Regions from separate parts of the Homo sapiens genome. Here region 1 is linked to region 2. A link is a loop called in an ENCODE intact Hi-C map of the cell type or tissue named here. Cell type or tissue: GM12878. All regions are shown on one strand. Each heading gives the region's core, and the rest is flanking DNA. Links, peaks and the distances in the headings are about the cores only.

The links. Hi-C counts contacts between places; a loop is a spot of excess contacts. Peaks named below come from ENCODE experiments on the same cell type or tissue, not always from the same donor. Only the 100,000 strongest peaks of a DNase experiment are listed, where the experiment ranks them.
Region 1: a loop joins it to region 2, with 14 times the contacts of the local background. A loop is called at or near these places in 9 of 110 quality-filtered maps.

What each region holds. Positions count from the first base shown.
Region 1 is chr16:62,864,923-62,877,600 of GRCh38, reverse strand. No RefSeq gene overlaps it. Among named protein-coding and RNA genes, the nearest start is that of CDH8, 830 kb to the right of the region's middle. RefSeq lists an enhancer at 7,325-7,484. In GM12878, for the core only: no CTCF peak of the experiment used is centred there; a DNase peak (open chromatin) is centred at 7,460.
Region 2 is chr16:62,220,713-62,233,390 of GRCh38, reverse strand. No RefSeq gene overlaps it. Among named protein-coding and RNA genes, the nearest start is that of CDH8, 190 kb to the right of the region's middle. In GM12878, for the core only: a CTCF peak has its summit at 7,537 (motif pointing left); a DNase peak (open chromatin) is centred at 7,500.

The DNA.
Region 1 (12,678 bases), core at 2,560-10,559, 640 kb before region 2:
TTGTGATGATCAATTTTATGTGTAATGGGATTAGATCACGGTGTTCAGATATTTGATCAATCATTATTCTGGATATTTCTGTAAAGGTGTGTTTTGCATGAGATTAACATTTAAATCTGTGGACATTGAGTAAAACAGATTACCCTTTATAATGTGGATGGATGTATTAGTCCATTCTCTCATTGCTATAAAGAACTACCTGAGACTGAGTAATTTATAGAGAAAGGTTTAATTGGCTCACAGTTCCACAGGTGTACAGGAAGCATGACTAAGGAAGCCTCAGGAAACTTACAGTCATGGCAGAAGACAAAGGGGGAGCAGACATGTGTTACATGGCTGGAGCAGGAGAAAGAGAGAGAATGGGGAGGTGCCATGTACTTTTAAACAAACAGATTGTGTGATAACTCACTATCAGCAGAACAGCACCAAAGGAGAAATCCATCCCTGTGATCAAATCACCTCCCACCAGGCCCCAGACCTCCAATAATGATTATTGCAATTTGACATAGGATTTGGGCAGAGACATAGACCCAAACGCTATCAGTGGGCCTCATCCAATCAGTAAAAGGCTTTAAAAGACCAGATTGACCACCCCTTAAGAGAAAAAATTCTGCCGGCCGACTGTCTCTGGACTTCAGCTGCAACTCTTCCCTGGATATCCAGCCTTCTCACCAAAGCTGCAAAATCACCTGAGCCAGTTCCTTCATATGCATATGTTAATACTCTTGGTTCTGTTTATCTAGAGGACCCTATCTAATACAGATTTTAGTACTATCGCATTGCTGTAACAAATACCTAAAAATGTGGAAGTGGCTTTGGAACTGGGTAATAAACAGAGGCCGAAGGAGTTTTAAGGTATATGTTAGAAAAAGCCCAGCTTCCCTTGAAGAGCCTGATGTTGGAAATATCATCTGGTGAGGTATTAGATAGAAATAAGGACTGTGTTATTGGAAACTAGAGGAAAGGTAGTCCTTGCTATCAAGGGGCAAAGAATCGGGACAAACTGTGTTCTAGTGTTTTGTGGAAAGTTGAAATTAAGAAGTGAAAAACGTGGATGTTTAGATGAGGGGATTTCTAAGCAAAATTTTGAAGACACAGCCTGGCTTCTCCTTGGTACTTACGGAAAAAAAAAATGTGAGAGAAGACAGATAAATTGAAAAAGAACATTGTTATGCAGAAAGAAACCAGGGAATGAAGATCTGGAAATTGTCAGCCTATCCATGTTGCAAACACTGAGGAAGTATTTTGTGGAAAGAATACAAAGTGTTTGGCTGAACAATCACTCCATAAACAGTTTATGGGTGTAACTCATGGATATAATCAGCAGAAGCCTAAAATAGAGATGGTTTTGTGCTAGCAGAAACATTGCCAGCTTCTACTAAGGAAGATACAGAACAAAATGAAGGAAGGGTGTTGGACTCTTGTATTCTGGAGGATTGTACAATAAAGCTATGGAGCTTTAAACCTGAATTATCCTTCAGGAAAAGGGAAGATCAATCTCCAAAGGCAATTCAGAGATAAACAGGACTGATACTCTTACCAAAGACTGAGTACAGTGAGGTAGGTGAGGGCTGGCAAGGTTGCCTTTTCCTTGGTTTCAGGGTCTGGGGTCCTCTCCTCAGTTTTAATGGGTCAGGCTTCCATCATTCAGGGTCTTATGCCAGGATAGCCACTGAAAGTTGAAAGTTGCAGGGATGGGGCTGCTGTCCAGGTCTGAAGAGAGTGATAATGGTACCCAGAAGGCCTAGAATGCAGACCTGCCACCCCACTGCACTTGAGGACAGAGCATGGAGCCAAAGGGGATTATTCTTAATTCTTAAAATCAAATGTACTTGGCCCTGCCAGCTTTTGGACTTGCTTGGGACCCAAGACCTTTTCCATCTTTCTGCTTTCTTTCTTTTAAAATGAGAATGTGTGTCCCATGCCTGTCCCACCACTGTATTTTGGAAGCAGATACTTTTTTTGGTTTCACAGGTTCATAGCTGGAGAGGAACTTTGCCTCAAGATAAATCATACCTGAAGTGTCATCCAAGCTTGATTTAGCTGATGTTGAGATGAGATTTCGGGACTCAGGGTTGATGCTGGAATGAGTTAAGATTTTGGGGCTGCTGGGATGGGACTGAATGTATTTTGTGTGAGAAGAACATGAATTTTAGGAGTTGAGGGTGGAATGTTATGGCCTGAATTGTGTCTGAAAAATTCATGTTTTGACATCTTAAACCCCAGTACATGAGAATATGGCTGTATTTGCAGATGGGGCTTTAGAAAAAGTGATTAAGTTACAATGAGGCAGGTAAGGTGAGCCCTAATCCAATCTGACTAGCTTCCTTTTCAGAAGATGATCTTAGAACAACACATAGATACACCAGGAAGGCACAGGCACAGAAAAAAGACCATGAGAACAGGCAGCCAAAAAGCAGCCATCTGCAAGCTAAGGAAAGAGTTCTCCGTGGAAACCAACTCTGCTGGCACCCAGATTTTAGATTTCCAGGCACCAGAGCTGTGATAATACAGATATCTACTGTTTAAGCCACTCAGTCACATGATGGTCATAGTGACAATCATGAAGCAGGTCCTTTTAAGTCAAAACCCTCCCACAGACAAATGCTACAATGTTTTTAATCTCTAAGTCTCTTCCCATTTCACGGGCATAACTTGCAGGAGACAAGCATGGCTTGACTACTTACAGAGTTATTTTCATGACCAACATCTTCAGCATCCATCACACTGCTGTTAAATAAATAAAATAAACTGTAGTTTAGATACAGTCACTTAGAGTTGGAGCTGAAAATATAGAGTCTATTACTGGAATTTGTTGAAATGGTAAAAATTTTAAAAGTTATGGAATATACATGAGGCTTACTGAGGAAATAATTTCTCTTGCTCTGTCTCCATATATACATGTCTGTGTGTGTATTACACATGTATACCTATTTCTCTCTCCGTGTGTATTATACATATATACTACAAACACACACACACACACACACACACACACAAATATATATATAGGGGTGACTTTGGGGAGCACTTGGCCTCAGGCTATTTCTTGCGAGTATTCTAAATGTGCAACAATCTCAAAAGCAGTAAGGCATCCTCTTTAATTTCTGCCGCAGTAGAATTGTCCCAAATCGTCTTTTCAGGCAAGCATCCCGCCTGAAAAGGGTCCTTTTCCCTTCTTCTCCTGGCTCTGAAAAACTTGCAGCCAGTCTATAGTGTGAATCTGGTCCATTGTCCTGTGAGTTCTTCCGGTAAGGAACAAGGCAGCAGGCACTTGCAGAAATATTCCCTAATTGTGGAAGAAGGAGCTTACCCCCTTTACTGACATATTTTTTCCTGTTGATCTCCTCACTCTGCTCTTGTTTGCTTTGTTTTGTTTTGTGTTGGTTGTTTCCTGTTGAGGCAGAAATATGGCTCCCCGTTAGCATAATGCTCTTTACTGCTAGCTTACAAAACCCACGGTTTTTTAAAGGTCCTCTTCATAATATCCATGGGCCTCAGTGATATTCTTAAAGTAGGCATTGTTTCCATTATTTATCCTAGAAAATAACAACAATGATAATGACAACAAAACGGAAAGGCGGCCAGCTTCAGTTGTTCTTTAGGCCAAGTTATGAGATCAGCCAATTCAGGCTGTGTTATGCAATCTCACCAAATAGTTTATTATATTTTGCTAGAACCTCCATGCAGACATTTTGCTTTTTATTTCAAATGCTCATTTAATATTAGTTATTTGGCACAATTATTGTAGTGCAATGGAAAGGGACCAATAATGGGAGCCTATAAAGCGGGTTCCCACACTGGTTAAATTTTATTGTTCAATTACTAGATTTTAGTGTCTGTGCCAAGATCTTTTCCTGTAGTATCTCATTTAATCAGCACAATTTTCTCAGCTACTGGTATTATTAAATTTATTTCAATAAATAAAGAAACTGAGGTTCATAGGGATGAAATGTGCTTTCAAAGTTTTCAGAACTAAAGTCTATGAAGCCTGGGATTCAAATCCAGATTGTCTTTAGATATCTGATTTGTTTATTCAACTGCTATGCTATGGTGTCTTCTTAGTTTTCTGGTACCAGTTTTATTATAGTTGTGTGCTTTGAGACAACCATGCCTTTTCCTTTTGTCTCAGTGTTCTCACTTGTCACAGTGAAAGCAGTGAGCTTCATAAAGTTTAAAATACCAGGTGTGCCTTTGCATTCTGTTTCTGTGGAACACTCCTTGGCACCTACTCATTTCTGATACTTTCAATGAGAGATTTATTTTCCCCAATGCTGGCCATGATTTTGTATTCAAATTATTCCCTTATGCTTCAAATGTCCTTTCTATGATCACCATGACATCTACTCAGAACATCAAAAATTTGTCATCAAATTCACAGCATCAGCCATTTTCAGGGGCAATGGTGTTTCCCTCTTGTGCTCATAAAACCTTTACTGAATCTTAGGGAGTTTAATTTCTGTTGTTAAGAAAGCAGCATAGCTACCCTGAAAGTTTCTAAAGTGAAAACACTTTGAATAAATGCATCCAACAACCAAAACCCAACAATTACATATTTGAAGATCAGAATGAAATTAGAAGGTACTCAGTGCGCTGAAGAAATATCAAAACTTCTAGACAGATGGGAACCCAAAATGATTACGCATTACCCACTACTATAACACTGATTCTGAAAGGACTCGAATGGAGCCATACTGGAAATGGTATCGTCTTCTATAATTTTTAAAATATTGGACTAATATATTACTGTTCATCTTAAATAGGGTTTGAAGCAGTTCTCTCTTCAGCACCAATATCTTTGTGATTATAGAAGGGAATCTCACCTTCAGTGACACGCAGATGCAAAGAGTCAAGTCACAAAGACATTCCCAGAATTAACTTATAAACTCAGCAACCAGGGATTTGAAGAGAATATAGACATTTGTGAGGTCTTCCATGGACATCAATTGATAGGATTAGTTACTTAAAGATTATACTTGAGTAAGTACATTCTGCGGTTCAGAATAAAGATCATGAAGCAGGCCCAGTGCAGATGGTGAGTGGCATGGTCTGCACTGACAAGAAGATAAATTAATTCTCTTATCTCACAGAACCACTCCCTTTTCCACACTGGTGAAGGGTACTGCCAGTTCCATAGAAAAAGAGACTGGAGATAAGTATCAGAAACCACTAATGAGCATTTATACTTATTTATATTAATGAATACAACAGAAAAACATACAGGATTTTTTTTACAAAGTCTAGAATCAATCATTCCTAACTTTTTAAAAACTATTTTTATAAACTTATGGATTTAAAAAAAATCCTACAATTTTATTTTTATTTTGGAGTTTTATTTTAAATAGATTAATTGTTCCTGATAGACACTGCTTCACTGTTATAATCAAATTCTGATGTCAAAGTTGGGAAAAGTATAAAATTCAGTATCCTCAGTGAGAATTTCTTCTTAGATGTCTTTCATGTTACAGAAGCAACCCTACATATTTGGTTTATTCATAGCAGAATCTACTTAGACTCTTTCATAGTCTAAAGGCTCTAGTTTTAAGCATGATTTTAGCAAGTTCCATTTTGTAAATTCTACTTCCCGCTGCAAACAGAAAGCACTACATTTCAAAGAGGAAGGTAAGTTGATACACTGATAACTCAAATTTTTACACACACACACACACACACACACACACACACACAAATGCAATACATTCCTATTTAAGATTCAATCTTAGAATTATAATGAATTGATAAGTCATGAGACATCTATGAATTCTAAAAATAAGTCATAACTTAATTTGCATATTATAATGTTAAACAATACGTACCTATCATATTAGGGTTCTCTAGAGGGACAGAAGTAATAGGAGATATTATATATATATATATATATATACGTATACATATATATACGTGTGTATATATATATATATATAAAGAGGAGTTTATTAAGTATTAACTTATACGTTCACAAGGTCCCATAATAGACTGTCTGCAAGCTGAGGAGCAAGGAGAGCCAGTCCCAGTCCCAAACCTGAAGAACTTGGCATCCGATGTTGGAGGGCAGGAAGCATCCAGCACAGGAGAAAGACGCAGCCTGGAAGGCTAGGCCAGTCTCTCTTTTTCACGTTTTTCTGCCTGCTTTATATTCGTTAGGAGTTGATTAGATTGTGTCCACCAGATTAAGGGTGGGTCTGACTTGCCCAGCCCACTGACTCAAATGTTAATCTCTTTTGGCAACACCCTCACAGACACACCCAGGATCAGTACTTCATATCCTTTAATCCAATCAAGTTGACAGTATTAACTATCACAGCTATTGACAATGAGAATGCATAGCTATGTAATAAATTAATATTTATATCTGGTAGTATAAGAGGTATTTATTTTCTTTTACCAAAATTTTCAGGTTTTGTGATGCTGTCACGTAAGTTATCATGATTACTTGTATGAGAAAATCAGCTTTTTCAATGTTGTTATACACAGAAAAAGTTCATTTGTTTATGAAAACATGTTCTAGAAATAGATTTGTCTTACTCAGTTCAAAATATGAGTGTATAGTAATTTCATTACCTGTTTCATCACCTACAATAATTTCACTTTTATCTAGCAGAACTAGGTTAGGTCCAAAATCATCAACCTGCTTATAAAACACTTTCTACTGTACAAGGTAGGAAATTATTTTTGAAATTTTATTTCATTGAGATCAATTTGATTCATCCATGGGTAATAGTATAAAGAAATTATTTCTAGCTGCCCATTTGCTACATATACACCTAGCTTTACATAATCAATAGAAATATGTGCTTTTGAGCTGAATATCAAAAAAGAAAAAGAAAAAGAAAAATAGGTCACTAGATGGTGCCATAATGTTATTTTTTACTTTATTGTCAGGGATTCTGGAAAGGTGTTGTAATCATTTTTAAGAGGCATGTTGTCAGATGCCATGAAGAATAAAAAGTAAACTTAAAGTTAACAATTTGGGGAGGAAATATTATTAATCTTAAAAATGAGTTATATTAGATGTATTGTGTTAAATTGAATTAAAATACATCAATGAGACTGGGAACAAGTTTTGACAATATCAAGGTAGAAAAATGTTCCTTTTTAGGTTGAGGTGATTTTGTTCCTAAAACCATATGTAATTACTCATTTACATATGTAAGGCCATACATAGGAAATAGTACTGTTTTCTAGCTACTCAAAGAGGTGACGATACCTTTCATTCCTTAAATAACCAAGTGTATTTTTAGGTGACTTCTGTTCAATCAATAGTTTTCTCTAATAATTGAAGCTGGCTCCTGTGCTTTCTGTTGTGATTTTCATTGTTGTTAAACATAGACAGCAATGTATATTATTTGTTGACAGAACGTTTCTCCATATCACTGATACTAGAAAGAAACTGCAGCCCAAGTGACAGTTTTTTCAAACAACCGAAAATATTATACCACGTCTGAAACAAATTGAGAGTAATATTCTTGTTTTGGGAAATGCTAGACCTTGTTGCAAGGGTTATAGGTAAAAATACTGTGCACACAGAAACAGACACATATAAGCAGGAGAGAGGTTTATTTGCATTTCTGAACTTCCCCACTGACATAATTACTCAGCAGAGAAAAAAAAAAAGTTTCTACCTCTCCAATCTTCAACGACCATTTACATTCACAATGTTCAAGAGATCTAACACTTTTAGGCACTTTGGAGATTTAACGGTGGAGGAGAGGAGAAAGACTTAAAAGTCTCAAAGTGCTTCTGTATTTCTCTCATTATTGGAAGCAGTTTAACAGTGTACTTCCAGGTCTCTCTTTTACCAGAGTTTGCTCTTTTCAACATTATTATTCAACATGAAAACTGATTTTTCAACCCAAATAGAACAAGAAACCTTTCCAAAAAGGTGCAAATTTCAGTGTCAGATTTAGATACATCTTGATAACAAAATTTCATTTTTCCCAAACACTGATCTGGGATGTTTCTGAGGATAGGCCCATTCCTTTCAGAAAGAATTTGTATAATGTTACTGAGATCACCAGAGATCACCATTTCTAACTGACACAATGCAGGATCTTGGATTTTGGAGGGATTTTAGAATGAAAACAGTGAACAAAGAAAGAGGGTCAGACTGTTTTCAGGGAATATTTATTATCCATTTTAATTAAGCAAGGTAACTGTTTTTCTCACCCATTTAAATTATTACTCCACCCTAAACTTGACAAATTAATATCTAATAATATATTAGCACATGAGAAGCAATTATAGCCTTTCTGTTTTGGGATGGGGTTTTTTGACGTAATTTACAATAAGGTTGGGCTTCTCTCTGACTTAGGTGAAGATGTAGTTAATATAGATTATTTATACAGCTGCTTGACACTCTATTTTACAGCATGTTTCCCTGGGGATGTTAGTTTGTAACAACCTTTTCCTTCCTTGATGGCTATTAATGATACCTGGCACTGCTTTCTTTACTTAACAGGCTATATATACAATTAAACAGAGGCTTTGACATTTTGACTATGCCTTGGCTGAAATGATATGAATGCTGATAGTCTTATACTAATTCACAAGACTTTTATGCAATAGACACAGGAGTAAAAAGAAATAAAGTACTCTGAGTTTTTGTTTAAAATATTGATCTTCAGCCCAAATCATTGCTTAATTTGGATCAATGTATTGAGCTGAGGTTTCCCCAAGATTGAGTGCCTTGCTTTCTTTCGTGCCGTCCAAATAGTTTTATAGATACCAGTGGGACGTTATGTATTAGGCAAAGTGCTAATTGCTTCACATGCATTGGCTCCTCTGCCGGTACTGAGTAAAGGGCTATTATAACTTTCATTTTATGGGTGAGGAAATAGAGGTTTGAAGGTGACTAAGTGACCTCCTTAAAGGCACCAATTTAATCTGCAATATAGCAAAAAGCAGTTGCTGTAATCCAGAGCCCCAGTGGACCTGGGTTCTGTGCTTTTTGTTGTCATTGTAATTGTTAAACATAGACAGCAACGCATATTATTCGTTGAAAGGACAGTTTTCCCATATCTCTGTATACGATATTGGTCTTAGGATGACAGAGTGAAAGAAACATTAAAATTTATCTGTGGCTGGAGAAAAGAGAAGTCGTTTTGATAACATATAATAAAACAGACAATCACCTGAGAGTTTTTCTACTTCATCCAAAAATTATAATGGGTACCATCTTATATAAATTATTAGTAGCTGTTCAGAGGTCTCATTTAGAATATGATTTTTATTCTTTTGCTCTTTTGTGTTTTTCCCTTCCCTCATTTGTTACCGTCTTCGGGGCTGTCAATTAAGGTAATCCAACCCAACCTGACCAATGTTGGCAGGTGGCTTCAGTTAGTCCAATCAAATATTCTTCTCAAATAATTATATTTTCACAAGTAGGACTTACAGACTCAAATTAAGTGGGGAGGGGCTAATCATTCTGAATATCGTGCCCCAAGGAAATTTCCATCAGTTCCTGGTAAAAGATCCTTGTTTCTCAGCCTTCAGCAGCCCACTTCTTTTCCTTTCTTACCACAGGTACTTCGTACTATTTACAAACCTAAGTTTCCTTGTCAATAGGAAGTAATAATAATTTAATAAACCTTTTTTTTTTTTCAGACAGGTTCTTGTCTCCCTCTCTTGGCCATGCTAGAATGTAATGGCGCTGTCTCGGCTCACTGAAACCGCCGCATCCCAAGCTCAAATGATCCTCCTGCCTCAGCCTCCCAAGTAGCTGAGACTAAAGGCACGTGCCACCATGCTCAGCTAATTTTTGTATTTTTTGTAGAGATGAGGTTTGGCTATGTTGCTCAGGCTGGTTCCAAACTCCTGGACTCAAGGGATCCACCTGCCTTGGCCTCCCAAAGTGCTGGGATTATAGGCATGCGCCATTGCACCAGGCCCTAATAAAACTTCTGATAACTTTTTTGAGGATTAATTAATTTGAATAATATAAATAAAATGTGGGCACAATATCTGACATATAATAATAGTTCATACATTAGTTGCTCTTCACCCCCTAAAATCTAAAAAACATCCTCCCATCACCACCAAGAGAAAACATTTATACCCTTCCAATCATAGTCCTATCAAAATACCTATGATCTAAGCACCTTTTGGTCCTACTGCATTGTAAAGACCGAGGACTGGTTCCATTGTTTCTAGATTGCGTTGTCTCCAATGACCTCCTCATTTTGTAATGAGGAATTGTTTCAACTACATAGAATTTTCTATGGTTTTCTAATTTAATTTTGAATAAAAAGGTTATCAATTTCTTGAGATTGAGAGTGTCATCATGTGTCCAACAATAATAAAGATTGGATGGTGTGAGGGAGAGTGAAGGTCTGGAGAAGTGGCAGGGTGGTGGAGGATAACATATTTAAATTATATTAGAATTTAAATTAAAGCATGTTCTGAAAAGGCAACCATTACTGTTTATACAAGGCTCTTTAGAAAAGAATTTAAAGTTACAACATACAAATTAGCTCCAGACATTCTCTCGGCCCAGCTCTGCACATACTAATCAATGAGGCATAAAGATATAATTAGTTCACAGACGCATTTGTTGGACTGTGTTTACTAGGCTCTTAAATACCACATTTAAGTTTTGAGCTTAAATCATCAGCAAATGAATTTCAGCATAAAAAGGGGAGTTTCTCTGATATTTTTTAAATGTATTTGAAGATTGATATGAAAAGTTCCCACCACTCCATTCTAAAGAATTTATTTCAAAGCATGTCATAAAGGAATTAAGTAAAATGCAATTTGGCAGTAAAATATATTTATGGAAAAGCCCACAGGCCTCTACAGAAATCATCAGTGAGGTAGATTTTTTTTCAAGTATTATCTGTTTGCGCTTCTGGGTTTAGTAAACATCGTAACTGTCCATAGCAAGAGGAGCAGAAATTGAAATTTGGCAATGGGTTTAGGCATTGTTTCCTGGATGCCTCAGTCTTATTCTAAATTAGCCACCCTACAAATCCTCTGGAGAGGTTTTCAAAGGAGAAAATGCTTTGAACTTAAGTTCTTCTTCTAGCTGTAATTCTTTGGACCCAAATCCCTTCCAGAAGGTCCTTCTTTCTTCCCTATTAACAGCTAAATCATACTTTTTAATCTAAGCACAACAAACACAGGCTCCCCCCAGAGCCATAGCAGGTGTAGTGACTCACAACAGTCTCTTCAAGTAGGACCTCAGAATCCTCAACTCACTGCATTCCCAAGCAGACACTAGCAGTAGATTGATGTTGGCACAGAGTTAATTTTATTTGCTATCTTGCTGTAGAATATTAGGCTAGGAAAATAACTCCAGAGATTAGATCATTAAATTCAAAGTATTTAAACATTTTATGAACACTAACTAAAAATGATACACTTCTATGTGAAATAACAGTGTATCAGGAATATAAACTTCAAAAATTAAAAAAAGAATACATCTTCATTGATCATAACAATTATAAGTACAACTTTTGCAACAGAAGTTTGTCAAGAATTTTCACTGTTTTGATGTCATTTTATTTAAACTCATAACCACTCTTTTATAGAGTTATTACTATATCTTTTCTGGAGATCATAAAAATGAACCACAGAGAGTGTATATTTCTCAAGGGCACATAACTAATACTGTAAAGTCAATATTAGAGCCCAAAACTTATGATTCTGTATCACACTCTTTACTTATATAACTTGTTCTAAGAATAAAAAGCAATCATACATGCACTATCAAATGGACAACAAGAAATTCTCTATCGTAAGAAATATGTATATACAGGGGAGTGCTCTCAGTCCATTTGGCTCATATTGTGAATGAATAAAATGAATTCCAGAGGATTTTGATATATTAATAAAAATAACTATATATTAAATTGTACTTGCTATGAGTCAAGTGCTATGCCAAACCACTTCAATTATTTCCATGAATTTAACCATTTAAAATTTATAACAACCCTAACAGTAAATGCTATCGTCATCTCCGTTTTACAGATGAGGAAACTGAAACATGGACAGAAGTCATGACTTGTTAAGCTCTCACAGATGGAGGTGGAGTAAGCACTCTGTCTTTAAGTTCTGCAACCATAAATAGTATACTAATACCGCTTCTCAAATATTTATAATCTATATATTAAAGTACATATGTTTTCAAAAGAATCTGGTACCATGTCATCCGCATCTAATGGTGTTACATAATTAATGGTTGTGTTAATATGCTAATAAGTCTGCTCATTTACTGTTCAAATACAAGTAGTATGTTCAAATAGTGAAAATGTTGCTCATGCTCTAGAGCATTATATTGTATAAAATTTTAAAAAATAAAACTTTTCAAAATTATATTATGAAGAGTGATAAGAAATGTATACCAATCTTTAGAACTAGCAAAGCAAAAACATTTTTAAGTAATCACAGTGCTTCATTTCTCAAATTACAAATAAAATCATCTTAAATGTAATAAACCATCAAGGGAACTCTAAGTGCCTGACAAAAATGAGAAGACAACAATGCATCACTCTGTTCCCCAACTCATTTGAGACCTCAGAGTTATTTCCATGAATTCTGAACAAGCTTCTCCCAAGAGGTTGATGAGCTACATAAAAACTTTTTAGATTTTGTGTCTTGAGAATGTGAGTGAGTGTGAGAGTGTGTGTTTTTGAATGATAAATTTACTCTAATACTTATTGAGAAAACTGATTTTATAAATAC
Region 2 (12,678 bases), core at 2,600-10,599:
TTGCTAACCCTCTGTTGGCTGAGATGCTCATATTTTCTGTTGAGATATGATGTACACAAATGCTCCCTTTTTTTACAGATAACTTTAGACTTCATTGTTATTTTTATGTTATGTTGAAGTTTAATATTTAAATAGAAAAGTATATCTGTCAAATATCTGCAAATGAATGAACCTGCATAAACTTAAGACAATTGGTACCTAATATATAGACCAAGAAACAAAACTATTACTAGCCCTCCATAAGAATTCTTCATGTTCTCTTCTATCATGCTTCGACACCCCCAGAACAGGCATTGTCTGACTTTGAACAGCATAGGTTAGTTTTGCCTGCTTGCATATTTTAGGTAATGAGAATCAATATAGTATCTGGCTTCTTTCTCTTAACATCATGTTTTCAGGAATCATCTTATTGTGGTGTAATTGTACAATATTTATATTTATTGTTGTGTTATATTCACCTGGAAATATATACATCTTAGTTCATTTATCCAGTCTCCAGTTGATGGGCATTTTGGTAATTCCCAACTTTAGCTATTTTGAGGTGTTACTATGAACATTCTTGTACATATTTTAAAATAAATTTATCTGCACATTTCCACTGGGTGTACACCAAGGAGTTGAATTTCTATGTCACAGAGCGAGCATATGTGAAGTTTTAGTAGATACTGCAAATTACTGTCTTTGAAATTGACCTTTATTGTGTAAAGAGTGATCACATTTTTCAGCCTTTTCTTCCTGTTTTGAATGTAATGCCTTTTTTCTAACATCCTCCCTCTCAATTGTATACAATTCATTTCCTGCTTTGCCAAGTTCATAGTTCTAGGCTTTCAAAAGGTTTCAGCCTCATTAAATTCCACATCATTGAGTATCTTGCTGATAACACTTTGGTTTTATGTATACGTAAAGAATTTGCTCTCTATCCACAAAACGGATGAATAAGGAAGGCACTTGATGGCTGAAGAAAATAATAAGACTAGAAAAAGCCTGTATGTTGATTTACAATTGTTTGGTTTTTCAATAATATCCATTTATTTCCCAGAATCCCCTGCACCTCTATTATTTTTTTGGTGGTAGGCAGTCACTAAGCCTCAGAGGGAGTCCAGCATGCTAGGTAAACCACAAAATTGAATGCCGCATTGTGTCCTTACAGACTAGGGAAAACTCTGTAAATATCAGCTACTTGACTCTTCCTGCAATTGAACTTGAAAAAAAAAAACGTGCCTGAAAACATTCAGTGAGGGGCAGCTGATCAGAAGTCACCTTATATCATGTTGGAGGAAAGATTACATCTTGGCAGACAGGTAAAAGGCTTGTGAGTAAATTTTAAACCAGTAAACTGCAAATACAGTAAATTATAATTCACATTGTTTTACATTTTCACTTCCTTTCATTCATATTTTAAGAATTAAAAACAAATACAATTAAACTTTAAAACTTGACTTAGAGCTATCTTGTAAAAAGACAGAGTAAAGTTGTGTACTATATATATTAGATATACTATATATAGTACATATAATATATAAATACTATACATATTTTAAATATATAAATACTATATATTTACATATTATATATGAATACATAAATACAATATATTTACATATTATATATAAATATATATAGTATATGTAACATATATACTATATACACTATATATAAATACATATATATATTTTTTGAGATGGAGTCTTGCTCTGTGGCCAGGCTGGAGTACAGTGGCACAATCTCGGCTCACTGCAACCTCCGCCTCTCAGGTTCAAGTGATTCTTCTGCCTCAGACTCCTGAGTAGCTGGGACTACAGGCACGTGTCACCACGCCCAGCTAATTTTTGTGTTTTTAGTAGAAACGGGGTTTCACCGTGTTGGCCAGTATGGTCTCAATCTCTTGACCACATGATCTGCCCGCTTTAGCCTCCCAAAGCGCTGGGATTGCAGGTGTGAGCCACCACACCCGGCCCATACCATATATTTTTGAAAAAGAGGAAGATTAATGAAATTCATTCTGTGCCTTCAAAAATTATTATCTAACTCCCACAATTCAAAATTCTAATGTCTACATAACAAAGACCATTCAGATTAAAGATGGTGTGTGCATAGATATTAGAAAGTGAAATACTGTCACCAGTAGAACACTCTTTCCACATAATTTTCAAAACCCTTCATATGAAAGTACTAAAAATATTTATATTGAATTAACATCACTATTTAATTCAAGAGGCAGTGTATATGCACCTAGGGTTTTGCTACAAACTATCTGCATTCTAAATTCAGTTCTTTTAATTCTTTAACCTCTCTGATCTCAGCTTCCTCATCTGTAATCTGTGGAATACAATAACTTTCCTATTAGATTGTTGCAAGTATTAAATAAGGTTATATATTTAAGCAGTTTATCACAGTGCCTTGCATGTGTTGTATGTTCTATATTATTATTTTATGTTTTGTCATTATTATTCTATTATGTATATCTTTTGAAGCACAGCAACTATAGCAGGAGGAAACCCTTTCTTAGGACATGGAGATTATCTCCCCTCCATAATGAAACGGGAGAGTTCCCTGACCTCCCTTGCAGGATGTGCAACAGGGGTGTGACTCGTCTGTTTGGTCACCGACACTGCTCAAACCACTTACAGGAGGGGCAGCACACAGACAAACAGGTGCAGGAGCCCAAGTGGGTGTATATTACAGTGAGCTCTTTTAGTCTTGCTGTCCACCAACAGCTTAAGTGCTAACCAGCTCAGTGGACCCTCTGCCTTTCTGCAAGGGCTTGAAGGATAGTGAATGCAGGGTTTTATTGGGTGGTGGAGGTGGCTCTCAGCAGGATGGATGGGGAGCTGGACAGGGGGTGGAGTGGGGAAATGATCTTCACCTGGAGTTTGGCCATCTAGCAGCCGATTCTCTGACTGTCTGCAGCCGAACTCCTCCTGACATTCCTTCTCTTCTTTCCTTGTCTGCCACACGTTCTGCTCCTCTGCTTGTCTCCTCATTTCCTTCTGGATCCTGGGGTCTGGGGTTTATATGGGTACAGGATAGTAGGGTGTGGTGGGACAAAAGGCAACTTTTTGGGCACAAAAATAGGAATGCCTGTTCCCATTTAGGGCCCTGGGTATCCAGGCTTGAGGGTGGGGCCTTTGCTGGGGAACTGCCCTCTTCTACCCAGTATTTCCCTGTCTCCTGTCTGTACCAATATGAGTGAGCCAAGGAAATAGCAGTCACAGCCTGAAGTTTTATACCATCCCTTCTTTCCAAAACCAGGACTTGCGCAATTATGACATTGGAATGACTTTGATTGTAGCTATATTTCTGTTTTAACCACTGTTGTCTATTGTACTCAATTAATCAAATTATTCCATAAAAATGTAAAATAATAGTGCAAAAAAGTATTCCAGCAACTTCTATGAGCTGAACACATTACAAAATATTTTACATTAAATATTTCAGCTCTCACCATGAATTTGCAATTCTGGCATTTTTTTTTCATTTCTCAGATGAGAAGATTGGCAAATGCACAGATTTAAAATTGGCCAAAGCATTTGAGATCAATCTACATTGTTGCATGTACCAGTAGTTTGTCTGCTGAGTATTATTCTATTGGATATAGAAGAGTTCGTTTCTATATTCACCACTTGACATTAGATTTGTTTCTAGTACAGGCCAATTATCAATAACACAGCTATGAAAATTCAAATGCAGGTTTTTGTGTGAACATGGCTTTTTATTTTACTTGAATATGCATTATAATAAGAGAAAGAAGCTAAACTCAAAAGGCTACCTATGGTTTAATTTAAACGATGCCTTGGAAAAGGAAAAACTAGAGATGGAAAACAGATCAGTGGTTACCAGGGTACAGGAGAGGCATTTGATTACAAAGGGGCAGCAAAGATAATATTTTGAGGTGATGGGAATATTATATTTCTTCATTAGATTGTTGTGGTATTGAAACACACTATGCATTTGCCAAAATTCGTAGAACTCAACAACAAAATGATTGAGTTTTACTATATGCAAATTAAAAAATAAATAAAGACTGTGCTGAAGGACACACCACTAGGAAATGGCAGAGCCAGAAGCAAACTCAGGGAGATCTCTCTCTATAGCCCATGCTCATTTCATCATGAGTACAGTCCTCTGTCAAATATTTGTTGCCCTATTAGGAATTATCACCTCTGGACATGTTGGCATGTGCCTGTAGTCCCAGTTATTTGAGAAGCTGAAGCAGAAGAATGACAGGAGCCTAGGAGTTTCTGTCTGGTGTGTCCTACAATCGCATCTATGAAGTAGCCACTGCATTCCAGCCTGGGCAACATAGAAAGGTATCATCTCAAAAAACATTTTTTTCAAATAATTATTTCCAAATGAGTTACTATTAGAAGGTTCTTCTATTTGTATTCTAATGTCCAAAAGAAAAATATTTTCCCTTCTAAACCATCAGATAGGAGATGTCTTAATAAAAACATTATATTCTCATTGTGTAAATTCAACGTAAGGGGCATCTGGGTGCTACTTGTTTTCAACAGGGAATTGAACAAATTAATACTTTGGATGTGTTACTTTTTTCAGAATCAGAACATTTTTAACATTAATCAAATCTATTCTAGTATTCCCATCTGTTCCTCACATCAGAGTTTCTTTAAGATAGTAATTATAGCTCTAATTCTATAATGCTTTTCTTTCCAAGAATACAGGTTGATGTATGCACCATCTCTTCTTCTAGTCAATTAATCAATAAGCATGCACAGGCAGTAATTGTGATGAAGAGTCCCGTTAATACTAAGAAAGCTAATGGTCCTTTTCATCAAGTGCTGATTAATCAGAAAATATTTTTCCCATAATTGGTAACTATTTTTATAATTCCTTAGAGATTTACTGAAATTAACAGGTTGAATTTTCTCTATTATGTGGAACAGCGATTTAGAAACCTAAATAATAAAATAAAAACATGGAATCAGAATGTAGCAATGTTTTCTATCATAAATTGTTTAGCAAATGAACATGCAGATTATTCCAGGCTCACATTGCTTACTTGGATATTTGAAACCACTTAAAAATTCAGTACTTACAAATTATCTATAAATACATTAAACTCTCAAAGAACCTGCAATATTAATTGTTGACTGGGGATTTCATAGGGCAAACAAATTATTCAGACAGAATAATGTGTGTCGTTGTTTGCTGTATTTCCCCAGGAGGTAAAACAATAAATTCCAAACCTTAAAGTCACCAAATTTATTTATCTTCTGGAATGAGTCCTATTTTTCTGTTCCACAGTGAAACCAAATGAACCCTGCAAAAATAAAGTGCTTTGAAATTTGTCGTTTTAAACAAGAGAAAATTCTTTTCTAACTAGAATTTGGATACTATGGTACAAAAATATTAAAAGGGTCTTTTTCTCAATGATTTATGCTTGGATGCCAAAATATTTGAGTGCGAACATGCTGGAATGAGAAAACAAATATTGTCATCTTTTGAAGATCTGCTGTGGAAAATATCATGGGTTTGTAATCAAGTCATTTATTCATCCTTTCTAAAGATGTTTGTTGAGCACACACTGCATACAGGATACATTTAAAAGAGTCAAAATTCACTGAGACAACATGAAATCGGAAATGCCAAGAGACAGAGAACTTCGGCAGGTTGTCTCCAGACCTCTGGGACTCAGATTGTTAATGTCCAAGCCACACTAGAACCCAATTTTTCTCCAGTTTTCTAGAAGTTTTCCTAGAGCATCTTGCTACAACAAATTAGTCAAATTATTTCATTCCAATAAATGGCAGATTCCATTAGAACTTAATGTATTTACTGATAATTTGTTAAGTACTGCATTTTTTAGTGTTTTAAAATATCATGCAAACATTGTTAGTCTGGACCAAACTAGGGAGTCATTATTGCCAAGAATAAGGGGTTGAGGATTCAAAAGAAACACAATTTAAAAAGGACATGGAGACGGGCAGTAACATGCTGTCTAGCAATTTATGTACTGTTGTATTGTGAAAAATAATGAGACATTTAAATCAGATAGTTCTGTATTTGAATCCAAGCTCTGAGACTTTTTAGCTCTATGACCTGGGGCAAGTTACTTTATCCATAAGCACAACTGTCCTTTCATCTGTCAAATGGAATTAATATAACCGTTAGAGTTCAGTAAACATTAGTTGTTTTTATGTATTAGCCACGGTAATAAGCACCTTACTTGTAATTTACACATCTGAGGTAGATACTTGATATGGTCTGGCTGTGTCCCCAACCAAATTTTATCTTAATTTGTTATCCTCACATGTCAAGGGAGGAACCTGGTGGGAGGTTATTGGATCATGGGAGCAGTTTCCCCAATTCTGTTCTCACGAGAGTGAGTGAAGTCTCATGAGATCTGGTGGTTTTAGAAAGGGCTTTTCCCACTTCGCTCTCTCTTCTCTATTCTGCCGCCATGTGAAGAAAGTCCTTGCTTCCCCTTCACCTTCCACCATGATTATTAGTTTCCTGAAGCCTCCCCAGCCATGTGGAATTGTGAGTCAATTAAACTTCTTTCCTTTATAAATACCCAGGCTTGGATATTTCCTTATAGAAGTGTGAAAACAGACTAATACGATACTATTATTACCCAATTTTGTTGTTGTTGTTGTTGAAACTGAGACATAGTAACCATTCTCCAGATTGCGTAGCTGTAAAGTATTGGAGAAACCTAGGCAGTCCTGGACTACAACCTGCAGTGTTAGACCGGTGTACTACATTTAAGAGCAGGGGAGATAAAGGAGATAATAGGTATTAATAACCTAGTCATGCTCCTGGCATATATAGTGGACATCCAATCAATTGCATAATATAATTAACAATGAATGTAATAATCTGTGTGCAGAATGTGCAAGAAAGTGAAAAATTGGTCTTAGGAAGAATCATTACGGAATAGAACTGGTCCTGAATGCTCAGGGACATCATGAATCCCTCTTTTCATCTATGTTAGTTGTTCTCAACAGGAGGCAGTTTTGCCTTTCCCATCACACTATTTCTGATTGTGATGACTAGGGAGATGCTATTAACCTCTAATGTGGCCAGGTACATTGCCCATAATCCTACAATGTGCATAGCTATCATCCCTCATGCCAAAAAATTGTCCTGTCCAAAATATCAGTAGTGTTGATGCAGGGTAGGTGAGCCCCCAACTTTGGGGTTTATCAGAGGGGGGTTCTTGGATTTGATCAGGAAAGAATTCAAGACTGAGTCAGAAGTAAAAGATAGAAGCTTTTATTGAACTGGTACTGCTCCTTCCGGAGCAGGGCTGACCCATAGGCAGTGTGCTCAGAGTGAACACTTGTGGACTCCTGTCTAGCTGTATTTAGTCCCACTTTTAATTACATGCAAATTAAGAGGTAGATTATTCATAAATCTCTAGAAAATGTGTGGTAACTTCTGAGCTCTTGCCATACAAAGAGGCGGTAACTTCCGGGTCTTTGCCATGGCGTTGGTCGTGGCGCTGGTGGGTGTGTCTTATGCTAATGAGCAATGAGAGCAACTAGAGGTTGCTTTCTGCGCCACCTGCTGGCTCCTGCTGGTTTATTCACTTCATCCTGTTGGGGTTGGGAAGTAAGTCCTGTCCCTCTCCTACCTCGTGGTTGCTGTTGAGAAATTCTGATTTATGTCATCTCACAGTTTTAATTTCTCATGCTGGGTTAGAAGTAGGCTCTGTTGAAAGAGATGCTTATCAATTTTTATTTTTATCAGAATCATCTCCAAATTTTGTTGACACATAGTGCTGTCAGGAATTTTAAGTTTGAAGACTTGGATTTATCCCAGAAATCTACATTTTCAACAATTCTCACCTTCAGGCAATTCTTTTTTAATTGATACATAATAATTGTACATACTTATGGGGGAGTACCTGTGATACTTTGAAAAATGCATACAATATACAGTGATCAAATCAGCATATGTAGAATATCCATCACCCCAAACATTTATCATTTCTTCGTGTTGAGAGCATTTCTTCTCTTTTAGGTATTTTGAAATACACAGTACAATATTGTTTATGATAGTCATCATACACTATTGAACACCAGGACTCATTCCTTGTATCTAACTGTATTTTTTGTACCCATTAACCAATCTGTCTTCATTCCCAACTCCCACCCTTCCCAGCTTCTGGTAACTCTCATTGTACTTTCCACCTCTGTGAGATAAACTCTTTTAGCTCCTGCATATGAGTGAGAACATGTGATATTCATCTTTGTGTGCCTGTCTTCAGGTAACTCGGAAGTAGATTGTCTCATTGATCCTGCTAGGGAAAACCCCCAGCCTTAACTCTGCGTTATCTGATACTGTGGGCTGGGAAGTGTAGCAGTTCCAGAAGAAGCCAGCTTAATAATAGCTATCACCGTAAACACTTAGCACTTATGTTTTGTGACTCCTCGTGTTCTTCTCAGCCAGCTTCCGTATTAGACTAGCACCCTGTGGTCGAGGAGCAGAGACATATTATAGGCAAGGAAATGTGAGATACGGTCTGACAAGGAGGTGCTAATAACTCTGCTGAAACTCGGAATTATTCTCTTCTTTCTGTGCCCAATGGGGAGGGAAGTGAGTGGAAACAGGTGTTAAAAGAATTCAGTGTGAAGCCAACGTCTGTAGTCAAGCCAAGACAATATGTGCTGGGGAAAGAAGGGACAGCAACTGGCACAGTGAAAAGAAAGAATATGGAGTTAGCATTACAGAGAGTTTAAGAGTAAGAGTTTTTCAGTGGCAAGTTGGGAGAAGTCTCTGTGTATGTGAGTAATTTTCAACAGGCTACTTGAACTCTCCAAGCAAGAGTCTTATACTCTGGCTGCAAGTTAGAATCACCTGGGAGCTTTAAAATAGATACCATTATCTGTGCACCACCAAAGACCAATTAAACCAGTATCTCTGGGGATGGGTGCAGAGTATCAATATTTTTGAATGTGCTCATGTTAATTCTCATGCATAGCCAGGGTTGCGAGCCACTGATCTAAATATTACTTTTGTTCTTTTGGGAAAATAATGAGACAATTAGACAATACGTGTTATGTATTTCAGCAAGAGATCTGGAGCTTAGTAAGCTTGCCGAAGATATTAGTTGTTGTTGCTATGATTATGATTATCATTATTGTTATTGTTATTGATGCTGCTGCTGTTGTTATTTTTATCATAGTTCTGTCTGTTGTCTTATGGCCTTAAGTACCTTCATTGGATCTGTTTCCTCACCTATAAAATGGGAATTGTATAAGTTACCACCTAAAGATGTTGTAAAAACACTAAGGTGGTATACTGTTTTATGAGGTATTTTTGGCAAACAATTCTCATAAATACTCATTTTTTCCCTAGAAACTTCTGCATTAGCTTACATTGAAAGGGAATTTGAAAGTCTTCCTAATAAAGATGATATTCTAAAGTGCCAACAGCCTAATAACATCCTAGTAAAGTAGTACAAAATATTTCATAAGATGAACAATTATTATTACTATCATTATTATTATATGTACAAGGAACTGTGTGTGTTTGTGTTTATCTTATTTAATCTTCCAAGCAACTTCATGAGGTATTATATTTCCATTTTATATATGAAGAGAATTGCTTACACAGTACCTGGCAGAATCAGAATTTGAACATAGAAATTCTATGCTGAATCATTTCCCAATACTGATATTTTGGTACTAAGGAAATAATGGCCTATACAATAAAGTTGGGTGGACAGCTAACTGCACTATCGTCTTCCTTTAATGAAATGCTGGGAGGACAGCTAATACCCACCCTGCTGGGATGAAGCTCTCAGAATTTGAGGCAAGCATTCCTTCCTTTCGGCTGTGGTGGATACATCTATGAGAAAATAGCTTGAAACAAGGCACTGAAGTATCCATCAACATGGGATCTAAAATTGGGAAGTAAGTTGCTGCAGAAATTCTCAAGGCCATGTGTGGGTACACTTGGCGTTGTGTACAATCTTACATTGCTGACAGAGTTGCAGGTGCCAAATTTAATTAATGAAATGGAAATGATAAGATTCTAGAGTTTAGCCAAGAACAAGATTTTTTTGTTCTCAAACATAACACTTTTGCTTTTTCACATATCATAGTCACCAGCATGGCTTTTGACTAATGGATTATAGCAGGAACCTCTGGTTTGGGGAAATAAGGTGTCTTAGACTCAGTGAGCTGGTACTTCAGATGCCCAGTATGGCCTTCTTTTCATTATAACATATAATGTCTCTGTTCTTTCAGTCTCATCCTTGCCCTTACCTTCAAAATGTTATTTATGGCAACAGGCGCATATGCTATGGATTATAATCATTACTAATATTAACCATATTTTAACTTGAATGAAATGGAAGAGGGTATCTCTATAGTTCTTTTCAAAAGGAAATAGAAGTCTTGGTGTCAAATATTAAGAATATGATCCCCCAGAGACATAAAGATTAAGAAAATTTGAAAATAGTATAGTTTTACACCATAATATTTCTGAGGTCTAGAATGTTACTATCCATATATGTAACACCTCTTTCATCAAAAATTGCTTTTATCCTTGAAATTACTATGGGAGGAAGGGGAGGATCGTAATCTCCATTTTGCAGATAAAAGAAATTGAGGTTCCAAGAAGCTAAGTCACTTGTTTAAGGTTACTTAGCTTAATCAGAGTAGAAAAATACAGTAAAAACAACAGTGTTTACTCTGGTCTGGAAGTTTGGTTTTGAAAAGGGAAACAGCAAATTTTTTACTGTCTTATACCAAATTTTCACATTAATCTAATAAAATATGAAACTTTTAATCTGACTTAATTTTTCCTTTTTGGGAAAAGGGATAGGGAGGTTATCTAGTTATATGTGCATCATTTATTAATCTGTTCTTACTTTTCCTTCAAAAAGAAGGATAATATATTAGCCAAAATAAATAATAACATGGTACCCAGAGGTGAGGAAGAGGTATTAAGCTGTAATCCCTCCTGTTTCGGAATTTTCCTGTCTGGTTCCATTGTTTACCTGTCCTTCATTGGTACACAGATGCTTACATTACATTATATTACATCTTTCAACTTATAGAAATGTTAAAATGTACTATCCATTTTAAACTTTCATAGGTAAGCTTTTTAAAATATATACCCAACCTGATTCTTCGATCTCTCACAGTAGATCTGAGATAAAATTATGTACTTAATAGTGTCAATTTGCAATGATGATAAACGGGCCTATCTACCCAAACCAATAGGCTCACAAAATTTAAGTTTGGAGTAGAAAAAATACTCCAAAACACAGGAGGAATTTGTTTCTACTCTCTGACATTGTCAAGGGGGGATTCCATAACACACAAAAATTTGACCCCCGTTCAGTGTTATGATAAGTGTCACACATTTTGTGTGAGTGTTTCAGCCCCAACCCCAGCCCCAGCCTCTGAGAGAGTTTGCTAAGAACTTTGGATGTGCTATTTCTCTTAACTCTTACAATAAACTTACAAGGTTATTGGCAGTATTATCTCATTTTATAGAAGAGCTTATATTTGGAATTCAGAGTTATTAGTACACTATTTGCATATTATTCCCAGTTTTATTATTTCAGATATAAATGGACTTTGAGCCTCAAGGGATATCAGCAGATCATGTGGTTCACAATGTTAGTATTTTCCACATATTTTATTTTAAAATCTAGTTTATACATTTTATTTCTCCCGTACAGCTTTCTGAAGATCCACAGCTTTCTGAGGATATGTCTGAGGTGTGTATGGGAATGATGTCCTGTTTCAATATTTTAAAGGAGCAGAAAACATTTGAAAATTAGTCCTTATAGGCTTTTTTTCTGTCTGTATAGCATAATATTCACTGAATGTTCTTTACAAACCTGTCTCTATGTAGAATCATGGTAAAAACTATCTAGACATAATTTTTAATTTCCCTTTATAGTAACCATATGTGTGTAAAAGATGACAATTTAAGGAACTTTTAAAAATCTTTTTTTTTTTTTTGAGACTGAGTCTCGCTCTGTCGCCCAGGCTGGAGTGCAGTGGCGCGATCCTGGCTCACTGCAAGCTCCGCCTCCCGGGTTCACGCCATTCTCCTGCCTCAACCTCCGGAGTAGCTGGGATTACAGGCGCCCGCCACCTCGCCCGGCTAATTTTTTTGCATTTTTAGTAGAGACGGGGTTTCACCGTGTTAGCCAGGATGGTCTCGATATCCTGACCTTGTGATCCACCCGCCTCGGCCTCCCAAAGTATTGGGCTTACAGGCATGAGCCACCGCGCCTGGCTCAAGAAACTTTTAATGCAGTGGCTCACGCCTGTAATCCCAGCACTTTGGGAGGCCAAGGCGGGCGGATCACGAGGTCAGGATATCGAGACCATCCTGGCTAACACGGTGAAACCCCGTCTCTACTAAAAATACAAAAAAATTAGCCGGGCGTGGTGGTGGGCGCCTGTAGTCCCAGCTACTCTGGAGGTTGAGGCTGGAGAATGGCGTGAACCCGGGAGGCGGAGCTTGCAGTGAGCCGAGACGCGCCACTGCACTCCAGCCTGCGCAACAGAGCGAGACTCCATCTCAAAAGAAAAGAAAAGAAAAGAAAAGAAACTTTTAATGAACACTTAACAGGTAAAAGTATGAGTTTAGGCTCTTTGGTTAGACAGGGTAATCCGGTATATTTCTTTCCTGTCAAGCTCCCTGAGGAGCTAGAAACATATTTTGGTGTGTGTGTGGGTGGGT